2 separate regions of the Homo sapiens genome follow, and region 2 is linked to region 1. Evidence: chromatin loops called from intact Hi-C (ENCODE). Cell type or tissue: heart right ventricle. All regions are shown on one strand.

Evidence for each region. Hi-C counts contacts between places; a loop is a spot of excess contacts. Peaks named below come from ENCODE experiments on the same cell type or tissue, not always from the same donor. Only the 100,000 strongest peaks of a DNase experiment are listed, where the experiment ranks them.
Region 2: a loop joins it to region 1, with 24 times the contacts of the local background. A loop is called at or near these places in 3 of 110 quality-filtered maps.

Annotation. Positions count from the first base shown.
Region 1 is chr15:62,051,531-62,054,030 of GRCh38, reverse strand. All of the region lies in intron 1 of VPS13C (vacuolar protein sorting 13 homolog C), which reads left to right. Among named protein-coding and RNA genes, the nearest start is that of VPS13C, 7.7 kb to the left of the region's middle. In heart right ventricle, no CTCF peak of the experiment used is centred here; no DNase peak of the experiment used is centred here; H3K27ac peaks cover 392 bases.
Region 2 is chr15:61,954,005-61,956,504 of GRCh38, reverse strand. VPS13C (vacuolar protein sorting 13 homolog C) reads left to right here. Exons shown (of 85, transcript NM_020821.3): 38 at 1,951-2,084. Among named protein-coding and RNA genes, the nearest start is that of VPS13C, 110 kb to the left of the region's middle. In heart right ventricle, no CTCF peak of the experiment used is centred here; no DNase peak of the experiment used is centred here.

The DNA of each region.
Region 1 (2,500 bases):
GTCAGCAGGAAAATCCTCCAGTACTCGGAACTCTGTTGTTCTTAATTCCACTGGACAGGTGGAATCAACATAGGAACTGTGATGTGTTAGATACAAGGGTGACTCTGGTGACCAGGAATAGAAGCCAAGTGCAATGCCCTCAGAATCTGTGGCCCTGCAAACCAGACTGAACCCGTGCTGTTTATCCCACTCCTGACAGTTTATCCCACTCTTGACACTTCCCCTTGAGCTGCCAGATATTGTTGGAGCAGTGCAGCATAAGAAAGGAGAATGAACACTGGACTGGGAATGAGCAAACCTCTTTAATCTTATTCCATCTCTGATTCTGTCTAGTTGTGTGGCTTTTGGCATGTCTCTGACAAGTGACCATTGGTTGCTTATCTGTAAGTGGAAAGGTTAGACAAGGTCATCTCTTCTGTCTTTAAACTTCTGTGATTTGAGCAAGGCAAGAACAACGTGAGATCCTTCATTGGATGAGTGGTACTGCCACTTCCTCCGCATTCATAGAGAGAAAAGGTAGTTAAATAATGTATCTTTATCTTTCCTTTTTGCTCTTCACCCGATATTGGTGAGTAAAGAGCCACAGTCAATGACAGTGACAAGATAAATGAAGTTCCAGGCTCATGCTGATATTTGTGGGTCCAAGTGTAATATACTGTAATATATTGTCTTAACAGGTACCTGTAGGGCAGCTTGAGAATGAAAGAAAAAGCAGCTCTTTTTGCTTTTTTTGGCTTTGACACATAAAAGATGTCAGTATCTAGGTATTTCTAAACCTGTAGAGGGATTTTCTTTAGTCTTTTCCTCCCAGCCAGCACTTGGTGTAGTGGAGGCCACATTTCTCATTAGCTTGTCCTATGGCATATAAAAGTAAACAATAATGAAAAGGTCATTAGTGTAATACATATTTAGGCTCAGTTACTACCAGTTAAAGCGGTGCTTAAAAATTTAAATTTAAGCACCTGTTCACATATTTAAGTAGCATTACTAATTAAAAATTAACTCCTTTTCTAGAACTAAAACTGAGAATTGGTATTTTGGTAACCATTCTGCTAGGAAGCTCTACCACATTACTCAATATTATGGGATCCCTGAAGTGAACTGAAAGGGAGAAAGTTCAGTGGTGATGTTGCAGCTTTCTACCTTCCTTTGTCAAAACTTCCTGTTTCAGTAGGGAAATGGGAAGAGTGAGAGAGTTGTTTCCTTTCTCTTTCCTGTCTTCCTCTCTGAAGACAAAGTCACTGTGAACTCATTAAAAGGAGTCTAGATTGGTTAATTTGGGTTGACTAGCTAGATTCATTTGAAATGAATAGCTATAATATTTTCTTTGGTATTCTTTTTTTTTTTTTTTTTTTTTTGAGACGGAGTCTTGCTTTGTCGCCCAGGCTGGAGTGCAGTGGCACAATCTCGGCTCACTGCAAGCTCTGCCTCCTGGGTTCACGCCATTCTCCTGCCTCAGCCTCCACAGTAGCTAGGACTACAGGCACCCGCCACCACGCCTGGCTAATTTTTTTGTATTTTTTAGTAGAGACGGGGTTTCACCGTATCAGGATGGTCTTGATCTCCTGACCTTGTGATCCACCTGCCTCAGCCTTCCAAAGTGCTGGGATTACAGGCGTGAGTCACCGCACCAGGCCTGGTATTCTTTACTAAAACATAAATCATTAAAATAATTTGATTCATGCTTTGCTTTAAAAAACTGTTCAGTCATCTACTTTAGCTCACCTCCCTGGAAAATGAATTGTGTCAGAACATTCAGATATGCTTTCAACTAAATAATGTTTATGTTATAGATACATAAACAAAATCTTAAAAAATAAATACAAAGCATTCTTTATTTCACTATTCTTTATATGCAAAGCTAGTTTCATGGATTATGGCATGGCATTTTTGTTTGTTGGATGGTTTTTGTGTTTAATCACAGTTTTGGATTAACCTCTATGTTTTATATTAAGAAAGTTGACCTAGGAGTTGGGAGACATAGATTCTATTCTTAGTACTGCCACAAAAAAATTGTATAACCTTGGATAAACTACCAGATCTCTTTAGACTTTAATTTCTTCATGTATAAAGTGAGAGGGGCTTAGATTTGAAAATCTTTATGGTCCCAAATAGTTCTAAATCATAACTTGTGAATTTCTGTCTTTTGAGGAAAAAAATAGATTTTTAAAAAGTACTAAAATGACCATTTTGTAATACCATCTCCTGCATCTGTTTTTCCCTGTGGCACTACGTTTTCTTCTGGTTATGCTCTGAACATAACCCCCTTGACTCTATCCTACCGTTCTGCCTGTGCCCTTGTTATACTAATTTTAGTTATCCTTTTTGTTTTGGATTTTTTTACGTCTCTTTGCAAATACAGAGACCAAAAGTGGAACCGACAACCACGCTGGCCTGTGAATGCTGAGTCTGATTCTTTTATGGCATTTTTGTTGTCCAGGGAGGTCGAATTACCTTCTGAATTAAAATCCTATACGCTTTATGCTCTGCTATTCGGGAG
Region 2 (2,500 bases), 98 kb after region 1:
TTCACTCTCTTTTTTTCCCAATTTTTATTTTAGATTCAGGGGGTACATGTCCAGGTTTGTTACATGGGTAAATTGCATGTCACTGCGATTTTGTCTACAAATGATCCCATTACCCAGGTAGTGAGCATAGTACCTGATAGGTAGTTTTTCAGCCCTCCCCCAGTCCCCCCCTCTCCCCTCTAGTAGTCCCCAGTGTCTGTTGTTCCCATCTTTGTGTCCATGTGTACTTAATGTTTAGCTCCCACTTACGAGTGAGAACATGTGGTATTTGGTTTTCTCTTGCTGAGCTAATTAACTTAGGATGATGGCCTCCAGCTCCATCCATGTTGCTGAAAAGGACATGATTTCATTCTTTTCTGTGGTTGCATAGCATGTCATGGTGTATATGTACCACATTTTCATTATTCAGTCCACTGTCAGTGGGCATCTAGGTTGATTCCATGTCTTTGCTATTGTGAATAGTGCAGTGATGAATAGGTGAGGGCATGTGGTCGTTTTGGTAGAATGAGGTATTTTTCTTTGGGTATGTACCCTGTAATAGGAGTGCTGGGTCAAAGGTAGTTCTGTTTTAAATTCTCTGAGAAATCTCCAAACTGCTTTCTATAGTGGCTGAACTAATAATGTATATTTCTACCTACAGTGTATAAGTATTCCCTTTTTTCTACAACCTGGCCAACATCTGTTATTTTTTGACTTTTCAATAGATATTCTGACTGGTGGCCTTTCAGTCTTTTAATGGATCTTTTAATGAATAAAATTTGTTAATTTCAATCAACTTAAATTTACTGGTTTTTTAAATGATCAGTATTTTTTGTTTTCCATTTGAAAAATCTTTGCCTATTCTGGGAATTGTTTCATAAAAGCAAAAATATTTGCTAGAATCATTTCCCCTGGTTCACATTATGTTTGGAACAGTGATGGAGTAAGGTGATAGTTAGGAAACCTTGCGCTATGCAATGCTTTGTCAAAGGTAATGATTAACATTAGCGGCTTTCTGTATGGAATTCTGGTGTAGCTTACACTACATGGTTCCTGTGTGTTGTATTAGTGGTCAAGATAATGTCAACCGCAATAATGGTAATAACTAACTTAATGATATTGAGGGACAGTGGCGAGTGAAGACTGTAAAATCAGACTGCTGAATTTGGGCTCTGCCATTTGTGCGACACTGAGCAAGGGACTGAATCTGTCTGAACCTCAATTTGCCCATCTCTGAAATAAGGACAATAAAGTTCTTATCTCAAAGAGATGTCATAAGAATTAAATAGAACAGTCCATATACAGACCTTAGAACAGTGTCTGCCACACAGATGAGCACTTAGCAAGTGATAGCTGTTGTTATTTTTTGTATTACAGTTTAAAACAATTTTATTGCATTTCAGGGTGTACGAATTTCAGAAACACAGCATCATAATTATATAGCTTTACCTTTGTTTATTAATATGGCATAAGAGGCCCTGACCTCCCACTCCCTTTTTTCTTTTGTAGTATTACCTCTTGTTGTCCCCCTTATGATTCAACCATATCAAACTCCATTCTGTTTGCAAAACCTATCATGTGTTATCATTCCCTGGTTTTGCTCCTTTCTAGTAATGTCTCCACCGTGTGAGGAGGTCCTTTGCTCTACTTGAATAATACCTCCTCTAATACATCCTTTCTTGACTTCTGTATAACAGTGTCACGCTTTGTTCTGTGCTTGCAGTGCATTTTATATAGAGTCTATTAACATTTGTTCACTTAATGTGACTAGGTGTGGCCTGCTTGTTTGTTTGTATTTTAAATGTATATGTCTCTTCCACTAAACCATGAGTTTTCCAAGGGCTAGCGCTGTTACTAATTCGTGGATTTTCATTGCCTCTACCAGGTCCAGAATACTCATATAAGTCCACAATAAATATTTGTGGAAGAAATTTGTGAATAAAAGTAATGAATTTCTTTTAAACATTTCAGGTGAAATTAAAGAGCCCCTTGAAATCTCTATATCACAAGATGTACATGATTCAAAAAATACTTTAACAACTGGAGTGGAAGAAATTAGGTCTGTAGACATCATTAATATGCTGCTGAATTTTGAAATTAAAGAGGTGTGTAATTTTCATCTGTTTTTGTAAAGTGAGGTGAATAAGTAATGGATATTGGAATTACCTCTACTAAACTTACAGATAATTGATACTGATGAAAAAAATCTATGTGGGCTGTTCACATGTAGCAGTGATGTTTTAAAAATTGAAAGTTTGTTAAGGATTTGGGAGTTTATAATATTTCATAGAGAAAATGACAGCATGTTGTATAACATGCTTTTTAATGATTTTAGGACAGTTGGAATGTCACTTGCTTTGGATGTCATATAAGAAATGCAGGAAAGGACAATAGTGTCAGATAAATTCTTTTCAAATGTTAGAAACTCTTGATAGAATAAAACACAATATGCCTGCATTTTAAAAAAAAGTTACATTACTAATATGTTTGCCATCTGCATACTCTTGAGGAAAGATGAAAT